2 separate regions of the Homo sapiens genome follow, and region 2 is linked to region 1. A link is an interaction called in ENCODE POLR2A ChIA-PET data of the cell type or tissue named here. Cell type or tissue: OCI-LY7. All regions are shown on one strand. Links, peaks and the distances in the headings refer to the core of each region. The heading gives the core; the rest is flanking DNA. Region 1 overlaps LOC105370502 (a long non-coding RNA gene). Region 2 has its middle 130 kb from the start of DDHD1-DT.

The links. Peaks named below come from ENCODE experiments on the same cell type or tissue, not always from the same donor. Only the 100,000 strongest peaks of a DNase experiment are listed, where the experiment ranks them.
Region 2: POLR2A ChIA-PET joins it to region 1 with 5 read pairs; 1 of 35 experiments calls an interaction of 5 or more read pairs at or near these places.

What each region holds. Positions count from the first base shown.
Region 1 is chr14:53,214,790-53,220,171 of GRCh38, reverse strand. All of the region lies in intron 5 of LOC105370502 (a long non-coding RNA gene), which reads right to left. Among named protein-coding and RNA genes, the nearest start is that of DDHD1-DT, 64 kb to the right of the region's middle. RefSeq lists a silencer at 2,262-2,681. In OCI-LY7, for the core only: CTCF peaks have their summits at 2,230 and 2,438; a DNase peak (open chromatin) is centred at 2,551; H3K4me3 peaks cover 1,388 bases; H3K27ac peaks cover 821 bases.
Region 2 is chr14:53,276,143-53,281,524 of GRCh38, reverse strand. No RefSeq gene overlaps it. Among named protein-coding and RNA genes, the nearest start is that of DDHD1-DT, 130 kb to the right of the region's middle. In OCI-LY7, for the core only: no CTCF peak of the experiment used is centred there; a DNase peak (open chromatin) is centred at 2,234.

The DNA.
Region 1 (5,382 bases), core at 291-5,290:
AAAAATAGGCCGGGCACAGTGGCTAATGCCTGTAATCCCAGCAATTTGGAAGGCTGAGGCAGGCGGACCACCTGAGGTCAGGAGTTTGAGAACAGCCTGACCAACACGGAGAAACCCCATCTCTACTAAAAATACAAAAATTAGCTGGCTGTGGTGGTGCATGCCTGTAATCCCAGCTACTCGGGAGGCTGAGGCAGGAGAATCGCTTGAACCCAGGAGGCAGAGGTTGTGGTGAGCCGAGATTGCGCCATTGCACTCCATCCTGGGCAACAAGAGCAAAACTCCATCTCAAAAAATAGTAATAATAAAATTAAATAAAAAATTAAAAATAAATAAAAAGAGGAGCAATGGAACAAATATTTAGGGAAAGAGATGCTTTGAGCCCCAAATCACTCCAGGTGGATAGCACCCTAATCTTAATTTAAATGTTACTGCTTATAACAGAAGAGCTCATTCTAGCTAGGCATGGTGGCTCATGCCTGTAATCCCAGCACTTTGGGAGGATGAGGTGAGGGGATTTCTTGGGATCAGGAGTTCAATACCAGCCTGGGCAACATAGCGAGAGCATGTCTTTGAAAAAAAAATTTTTTTAATTAGCCAGGCATGGTGGCACTTACCTGTAGTCCCAGCTACTCAGGAGGCTGAGGTGGGACGATTACTTGAGCCCAGGAGGTCAAAGCTGCAGTAAGCCATAATTGCACCACTGCACTCCAGCCTGGGCGACATAGTGAGACCCAGTCTCAAAAACAAAACAAAGCAATACAAAAAAAAAACCTCACCCTGCCTTTTGATTAAAGGGATAAAGTGAGGAAAGAAGTGGGTTTTTTTATTTGCTACGTACAGAAGGATTCAATTCAGATCAGTTCAATTTAACAAATATTTGTTGAGCCCTACTCTATATCAGACATTATTAGGTACAGAAGATATGAATAAAATGTCTGTCTTCAGGAAGTTCAAAGTCTGCAGAGAAAGACTAGTAAACCAAAATTTTATGAGACCATAATGAAACACTATTACACATCCACCAGAATGTCTACAATTTAAAACTCACACAATACCAAATATTGATGAAGATATGAAGCAACAGATTTTTGGTGGGAGTGTAAATGGTATAATCATTTTGGGGAAAAGTACAGCAGTTTTTTTAAAAACAAAAACTAAATGTAAATATTCTATGACCCAAAAATATCAGTCATATAATTGAGTGTGTGCGTGTGTGTATCAACAAAAAGACCTTCACAGGAATATTCATAGTAGCTTTGTTCACAATAGCCAGAAACTGGAAACAGCCCAGGTGTGCTTCAACTGAAGAATGGATTTTTAGAATTTAGTATATCTATACAATGGAATATTACTTGGTAATTTAAAGACTTTTAAAAAATAATGACCCTGCCAGATGAGGTGGCTCACGCCTATAATCCTAGCACTCTGGGAGGCCGAGGCGGGCAGATCACCTGAGGTCAGGAGTTCGAGACTAGCCTGTCCAACATAGTGAAACCCTGTCTCTACTAAAAATACAAAAATTAGCTGGCGTGATGGCACACGCCTGTCGTCCCAGCTACTAAGGCAGGAGAATCACTTGAACCCAGGAGGCGGAGGTTGCAGTGAGCCAAGATCGTGCCACCACACTCCAGCCTGGGCAACAGAGTGAGAATCTGTCACAAAATAATAATAATAATAATAATAACCCTGTCTCTACTGAAAAACATAAAAAATTAGCCAGAGGTCGTGATGCATACCAGCAGTGCTAGCTACTTGAAAGGCTGAGGCAGGAGAATTCCTTGAGCTCAGGAGCTCAAGTCTGCAGTGAGCTATGACTGCACCACTGCCCCCCAGCCTGGGTGACAGAGTGAGATCCTGAATCTAAAAGCAAACAAAAAAAAATTACTGATACATACAACCTATGTATCTCAAAAACATTATGCTGAGTAAAAGAAGTCTTACATGAAAGAGTACAGTTCAATGGATATAAAGTTCTATAACAGGCAAAACTAGTTGGAAGAAAATCAGAATAGTCATTGCCTCTAAAGGAGATTATTTCCTGGGAAGGGGCTTGGGTACACTTTTCGGGGTGGGGGTAATGTTCTATATCTTGATAGGTGTGTAGGTTACTCACATGTATTGAGAGGTGACAACATGCTAGCAGCCCTCACTGGCTCTCGGCGCCTCCTCAGCCTTGGCGTCCACTCTGGCCATGCTCAAGGAGCCCTTCAGCCCGCCACTGCGCTATGGGGGCCCCTCTCTGTGCTGGCTGAGGCTGAAGCCAGCTCCCTCTGCTTGTGGAGAGGTGTGGCGGGAGAGGCGGGGGCGGGAACCAGGGCTGAACGCGGCTAGTTCCGGGTGGGCGCAGGCTCCGAGGTCCCGCACTGAGAGCAGCCCGCCGGCACCGCCGGCCCGGGCAGTGAGGGGTTTAGCACCCGGGCCAGCAGCTGCGGAGGGTGCGCCGGGTCCCCCAGCACTGCTGGCCTGCCCCCGCGGAGCTTGAATTCTTGCTGGGCCTCAGCCGCCTCCCCGTGTGGCAGGGCTGGGGACCTGCAGCCAGCCATGCCCAAGCCCCGCCCCGGGCTCCCGCCAGCCCGACCCTACCCGACCGGCGCCGCCCCCTGCTCCTAGGCGCCCGGTCCCATCCACTGCCCAAGGACTGAGGGGTGTGGGCGTGCCTGCGCGGGACTGGCAGGCAGCTCTGCTAGCGTGTCCCCAGCACAGGATTCACTAGGGGAAGCCAGCTGGGCTCCTGAGTCAGTTGGGGACTTGAGAGAACTTTTATGTCTAGGGGAGGATTGTATATGCACCAATCAGCACTCTGTGTCTAGTGGGAGAGGGGGGGTTGTAGATGCACCAATCAGCACTCTGTATCTAGCTAATCTGGTGGGGACTTGGAGAACTTTTGTGTCTAACTAAAGGATTGTAAGTGCACCAATCAGTGCTCTGTGTCCAGCTCAAGATTTGTAAACGCACCAATCAGCACTCTGTATCTAGCTAATCTGGTGGGGACTTAGAGAACTTTTATGTCTAGCTGAAGGATTTTAAATATACCAATCAGCACTCTGTGTCTAGCTCAAGGTTTGTAAAAGCACCAATCAGCACTCTGTGTCTAGCTCAAGGTTTGTAAACACACCAATCAGTGCTCTGTGTCTGGCTAATCTAGTGGGGCCTTGGAGAACTTTTACATCTAGCTAGAGGATTGTAAATACACCAATCAGCAATGTGTGTCTAGCTCAGGGATTGTAAACGCACCAATCAGCTCTCTGTAAAACGGACCGATCAGCTCTCTGTAAAACTGACCAATCAGCAGGATGTGGATGGGGCCAGATAAGGGAATAAAAGCAGGCTGCCCCAGCCAGCAGTGGCAACCCGCTCAGGTCCCCTTCCACACTGTGGAAGCTTTGTTCTTTCACTCTTTGCAATAAATCTTGCTGCTTCTCACGCTTTGGGTCCACACTGCCTTTATGAGCTGTAACACTCACTGCAAAGGTCTGCAGCTTCACTCCTGAGGCCAGCAAGACCACGCGCCCACTGGGAGGAATGAACAACTCCAGACGGGAGGAATGAACAACTCCAGACGCACTGCCTTAAGCACTGTAACACTCACCACGGAGGTCTGCAGCTTCACTCCTGAAGCCAGTGAGACCACGAACCCACCAGAAGGAAGAAACTCCGAACACGTCCGAACATCAGAAGGAACAAACTCCAGACACACCATCTTTAAGAACTGTAACACTCACCGCGAGGGTCCGCGGATTCATTCTGGAAGTCAGTGAGACCAAGAACCCACCAATTTTGGACACAGTATGATTTAGTGAATCTCATGGTACACTTAAGATCACCACTGCACCCCAGCCTGGGCGACAGAGTGAGACCCTGAATCTTAAAAAAAAAAAAAAAAAAAAAATGTACTGATACATACAACCTATGTATCTCAAAAACATTACGCTGAGTAAAAGAAGTCTTACATGAAAGAGAATATACTGTACAGTTCAATTTATATAAAGTTCTATAACAGGCAAAACTAGTTGGAAGAAAATTGGAATAGTCACTGCCTCTAGAAGAGAAGACTTCCTGGAAAGGGGCTTGAGTACAGTTTTCAGGGTCAGGGTCATATTCTATATCTTGATAGGTGTGTAGGTTACTCACATGTATGATTTAGTGAATCTCATGGTACACTTAAGATTTGTGCATTTCACATTTCATTGTACATAAATTTAACATGAAATTTTAAAATAAGAATTACAAACAAATATAGAACTCTATATGTTATGTAGGAACTCTGAGTGATATGTATTCTGAGTTATTTGGAAAAAAGTATATCGATATCTGCAACTTACTTTGAAAAGCATTTTTCTAAAAACGTGGATTGATGGATAGAGAGAGAGATGTGACAAAGTAAGCACAATAAAACATTAATTGTGTGATCACTGCAAAATTCTTTCAACTTTTCTGCTTGAAAATTTTCCTCATAAAATGTTGAAGAAAATTATATGCAAGTGTAAAGATGTGTAAGGCTCAGAGGTACAGAGAAGGCAATTCACTCTAGCTTTGGAGGAAAGTGGGGAGATGTCAGAGACAATGTCAATGAAATGGTGATGTCTGAGTTGTGTTCTGAATGAACAAGCTTTCACCAGGCAGTCAAATAAGTTGGTGAATAAGATGTTTTGGTAGCTACAAGTAGTCTCATCTTGATGGACATGGGTATATAGATAAGAGTTACCAGAGATGGACATAACGTTATAAGCAGAGGTCAAATTATAGAGTTGTCTGTGCCATTCTAAAGTTTTGTCTTATCAGTGATGGAGGGTTATTGTAAAATAGGCTATGGTGTGGTCTGCTTTGCGCTTTAGAAAGATCATGCTGAAAACAGTATGAAAGAGAAACTTTCAACCACAAGCCTGGAGGAGGAAAAACCAGGATGAAGACCATTGCAATAGACCAGATAAGGGGTATTAGTGGACTGATTTAGGGCAGTGGAAGTGCAAGTGATGAGAACACATTGGACTTGAAAACTGTTTAAGAGCTAAGGTTGACAGGAGATAAAATTGACAAAGCTAGTGATTGAGTGTACATGTGAAGTGAGAGAAAAAGGAAGAGTTGAGGATGATTCTCAAGGTTCTGAGTAAACAATGACAGAATCTAAAGGTGGGGGGCAAGTTTTAGGTGAGTAAATATGCAATTTGGGAAATGTTTATTTTTTAATGCCTATATGAAATGTCCAGGTACACCTGTTCAGGAGGCTATTAGATATATAACCTTGGCCTTAGTAGGGAAGTCAGTATTGGGTTGATTGATTTTATTTGCTTTTTATTATCTATTCACACTTTAATTCATTTCAAAGATGATTTGGGACATAACAACCAATATATAGTGTCAGGTTCATGACTATGCCAA
Region 2 (5,382 bases), core at 316-5,315, 61 kb before region 1:
CCCTGGCCAAAGTGATGAAACCCTGATTCTACTAAAAACACAAAAATACAAAAACTCCCTAGCTACTCAGGAGGCTGAGTCAGGAGAATTGCTTGAACCTGGGAGGCGGAGGTTGCATTGCACCAAGATGGTGCCACTGCACTCCAGCCTGGGTGAGAGAGTGAGACCCTATCTCAAAAAAAAAAAAAAAGCTATTATTAATAACTTAATGCCAACAAATTTGAAAAATGAGATAAAATGGACAAATTCTTTGAAAAATACAACTTACCAAAACTGACAAAAGAAGAAATTGAAAATCTGAAGAGTCCTAGATCTAGCAAAGAAATTGAATCCATAATTGAAAACCTTCCAACAAAGAAACTCTAAGCCTTGATGGCTTTGCTAACAAATTTTCCAAATGTGCCCCAGAGCTCCACACAACCTTGTCATATCCTGACCTTGCCACCTCAATGCTCAGATCCTCACCGTTGTGCTTCACTTTGAGACCACAATGACCAATGCCATCATTTCCAATATCTCCATTTATGTAAGTCATCTTCTGGAGCCCAAGATCATCTCCCCACACTTTCATCTCCTTATAGAGCTGTACATCTCTTAATTGGATTCCATGTCTTCCTTTCCCCAATTTTCAAAACCTTTCAACTATTCCCTCTGGAATTGACAGGCCACTATCAGCTGAACCACCTGTAAACACAATCTCTTCTCTGAATAATCCTTTTACCTTGTTGCTCTAATTGAAAACTGTCTCTAGGCCAGGCACGGTGGCTCATGCCTATAATCCTAGCGCTTTGGGAGGCTGAGGTGGGAAGATCACTTGAATCCAGGAGTTCAAGACCAGCCTGAGTAACATAGTGAGATCTTGTCTCTACAAAAGTTAAAAAAAAAAAAAAAAAAAAAAACTGGGAGTGGTGGCATGCACCTATAGTCCCAGCTACTTAGTGGCTGAGGTGGGAGGATCACCTGAGCCTGGGAGTCTGAGGCTGCAGTGAGCTATGATCATGACACTGCTCTCTAGCATGGGCAACAGAGTGAGACCCTGTCTCTAAAAAAGTAAATAAGAAAACTATCTTTTTCCTGAGGCTACTGCTTTCCCTTCAGCCCTCTCAGATGACAGCTGATTTCTTTCCCACAGTCCTTGTACCTGTGTCTAGAATGTGGATAAATGTTCAGCTTCCTCTTCAGTACCACTTCTCTAACATGGTCCCTACTTTCTTTAAAAATCCCTGTCTTGAAAATCATGTCTCAGACTCCACTACTTTCTACCCTTCCTTTTTGTAGCCATTTACAGACCCCTGAATCATCCCTAACATGTCTTGAAGAATATTAGCACCTGGCCACTATCACTTTTTCATAATATTTCTGACACATTACTTGGCAATTTCAATGTCCAGGGTGATAATTCTTCTAACCTCTAGCTTTTCAGTTCATTAGCCTCTGCTTCCCAATCTTGTTCTCCACTCTACTTCAGTTAAACACTCTGTTTCTGTTTTGTTTTTTTGAGACGGAATCTCACTCTGTCTCCCAGGCTGGAATGCAGTGACATGATCTCAGCTCACTCCAACCTCCACCTCCTGGGTTCAAGCGATTTTCCTGCCTCAGCCACCCTAGTAGCTGGGATTACAGACATGCGCCACCACACCCTGTTAATTTTTGTATTTTTAGTAGAGACGGGATTTCACCATGTTGGCCAGACTGGTATCAAACTCCTGGCCTCAAGTGATCCACCTGCCTCGGCCTCCCAAAGTGCTGGGGTTACAGGCATGAACCACACTGCTCCTGGCCTCAGTTAAACACTCTTGTGGACCTACCCGAGGCCATGTTTTTAGCCATAACCATAGATCATGTTTTTATTCATTGCTTCCCTTCCCCCTATACCTATCTTAGCTGCCGTAAACTATTATAATCAATCCCTACCATATACCCTCAACCTTCTTGTCCTCTAATCCTGAATCCATTTGTGATGTAAACTGTGAGCTACTCTGCACCTGTAGCTAAATGAAGGTAGAGAAAAGCACATAAACCCGCTGATTGATCTTTATTTAAATTATTGATGCCTGACCTCAAGTAGGGAACCCTACTGCATTTCTCTACTCCACTGATCACTCCTCTTCTCACCTTAAACTTCTTTCCTTCTCTACATAAATCAGTTCATGACCTTGTGTAAGGAACATGGCTGCGCTGCAGCCAAGCAGACATAGGCAAGGTAAACATCCTGCATGACTCAGCGGGATTGTAGCACAGGCGCACACTATGTAGCCATAACATGGGAAGGCTCATCATTTGGCTGTAAGCCACTATTGTCTGTAAAAGGTATAATTTCCCTGCTGACACTGTACAGGCACACTCACACCCAGAGAAACAGTCAGAGATGTTGGTCTTGCAAGTGGACAGGGGGGTGCCAGGACACAGCTCAGCTTGCTTGTGCCCAGAGGGAAAGAGTTGAGCTGCTAACCCTGAAGGGAGAGCTAGCCATGCAGCTGTACATGGGAGTGGCCGGAGGAAGCAGCCGAGATAGTAAAAACAGTGTAAAAGAGCTGCTGAATAAAGCCATATTTCATCTACATACATTCTTTCAGCTATCTGCCACCCATCCACCCACTCCCTGTGGACCTCAGCATGGGCTGAAACCTGACCCTAGACCTGAAAATTGGCATAGTCGGCAGGATGAGATGAGTAGGTCTTCAGCCACTGAGGGCTCCCAGGTCAGCTGTGTAGCGCAGCACTGGCTGTGGTACCCAGTGGAAGTGGTACTGCTAGGATAGGCCCCAGTGGAAATGTGGGAGGCGGTGGACAGGTCTACCGAGAGTATAGAGAAAGTACTGAAGCAGCTGGAAGCATGCAGCACTGAGAAGGAACGCACCTTCGCTGGCACAGTTGAATGGTTGTTTTTGATGGCACTGCCAGTCTCTACCAGAGGCTTCCCAGGTAAGGGACCTCCAGGCACAAGCCACATGTCTGGGGGCCCAAATTCACAGCTTGGAGCAAAACCTGGGGGTGAAGGACCTCTAGGCATAAGCAGGGTACTTAGAGGCCCAGAGAAACAGTCCAGAACAGGAGTTAGCAACAGCTGTGAGTGCGACCTTGAGCCCATCCTCCCGGCTGGAAACACCTGTTAGGTCTGATGCTGAGGAGGAGGAGGAGGCTCCCCAGCTGCGGGCTCACCCCGTGATCTGTCAGAAGATAGAACATGAGCATCTGATGGGACCCCAGGGGAGAGCCCAGGGACCCCTCACAGTGGTGGAACACACCTCTTATTGTGCTTACACCCCCACTGAGTTGTGGAAGTTAGGTAAGCAATGCCAGCAACATCCAGGGGAGCCCCTCTCTGCCTGAATGCTCCATCTCTGCGATGAAGGAGCTGACACGTTTCCTGCTCCACCTCCAAGATGAAAAAGCTGGCTTCTTTAATTACAGTCTGAACTGATGCACGTGAAATAGCAAAAACTGTCAGTAGATAGCAGTCGTATACTGATTTGGTGCAAGTACCCCATGAGCTGGGTATGCGGCAGGCTATGTTTGATCCAAATACCTGGGGCCAGATGATGAACACTTTGTCTCCCACATGAGGGATCTTATGCTGGGCTCAGCCCCACTGAGTGCTTTTGCCTCTCTAGCCACTGTTCTCACCCTGTATGTGGAGGGCTGCATACATGAAGTGACTATTACTATGGCAACTCTCGGGGAGACAGAAGGCCATTGGCAGGACTGGGGAGTTTGTACCATAAAGAAGGTGAACACTCCTCATCCACAGGTAACCACCCCATGAGATAAAAAGGGGTCCCAGCAGGTGACCCACATGCAGATGTGGATTGATTTAATTGCAGCAAGGGTTGCTCAGGAGAAAATTGACAGGCAACCCAATGCAATGCTATTGGCTCTGTGGAGGCAACTTTCCCTGGAGCAGCAATTCTGGAAAATGCCCAAGAGGGGGCAAAACAATGTTGCTCAAACCAGCCCCACCTGGACGCTTCAACTCAAGGACTATTTGCAGACAGACAAAGATGCAGGGCCATTCCTGTTTGATTAGGGAACCGGCCGAGATGGCCGGCTTGTGAGGGAACCAGATGACCAGAGGCCATATGTGGAGCTGGCAATCCTCTGGTCCCCAACTAATGTACAGTGGGTCCTAGCACTGGTAGATACTGGTGCAGACTGCAGTCTTGTTTATGGGAACCTGGGTAGGTTTCCGGGCAAAGCTGCATTTATTGATGGTTATGAGGGCCAGTCAGTGAAAGTGAAATCTGTGTCTCTGCATCTTGGCAATGGCCACTTGGCTGCCCGCCTATATGCTGTGTATGTCTCTCCCATACCTGACTATATTCTAGGGGCAGACATTTTGCATGGACTTACACACCACAGCCAGAGAATTCAGACTCTGAGTTCATGTAGTAAAGCTGGTACTGCATGGGCATACACATCACCAGCCCCAAGTTCTGCCACAACCCTTATGAGTTACCTCCACTTGTCAATACCATTTGCCAGGGGGCATATGGAGATAACTGAGACTATTAAGAAGTTAGAGGAGGTGCAAATTGTGTGTAGCACCCATACCCCTATAATTTCCCAGTATGGCCAGTCAGAAAGCCTAATTGGATTTGGCAGATGACAGTGGATTATCAGGAACTGAATAAAGTACCACCCCCTCTGCATGTAGCTGTATCCTCCATCATTTATTTGATGGACCACTTGACAATGAAATTGGAACAGTATCACTTTGTGGTAGACTTAGCTAATGCATTATTCTCCATTAACATTGCTCCAGAGAGCCAAGAACAGTTTGCCTTTATGGGAGGGCGACAATGGACTTTCACAGTGTTCCTGCAGCGCTATATGCATAGCACCATCATATGTCATGGTCTTGTTAATGATGTTATGCTAACCTCTGATTCTCTTGCAGGTTTAGAAATGGCAATTCCCCTCTTGCCTGGGATTGAGATGATGCAGCTGAGACAGTCTTTCTGGTACCCAAGCGGGATACTTAGCAGGCACAAAGCCTTACGGGTAGTTAGCCAGGAGTGCCCATTTGAACTTGATGTGCATGTGACCACAGATAGTTTCAGTTAGGGCCTATAGCAGCACACAGGGCACCTGAATATGCCAGTAGGTTTTTGGTCCCAACTATGGAAGGGAGCTGAGCTCTGGTATTCCTTGATAGAAAAGCAGTTAGTAATAGCAAAATGGGTGCATTCATGGATAACAACCCCCCGGACTGGGAAAACAGTCAGTAACTGCATATGCTGCCCTTCAGGCTCATAAGAACATGGCAAGACAGGCTACAGTCATCACGTAGATGACTTACCCAACAGCAGGGTAGGTACGTTCATGGGTAACAACCCTGCAGACTGGGATGGCACAGACATCCACTTGAGCAAAGTGGGGTGC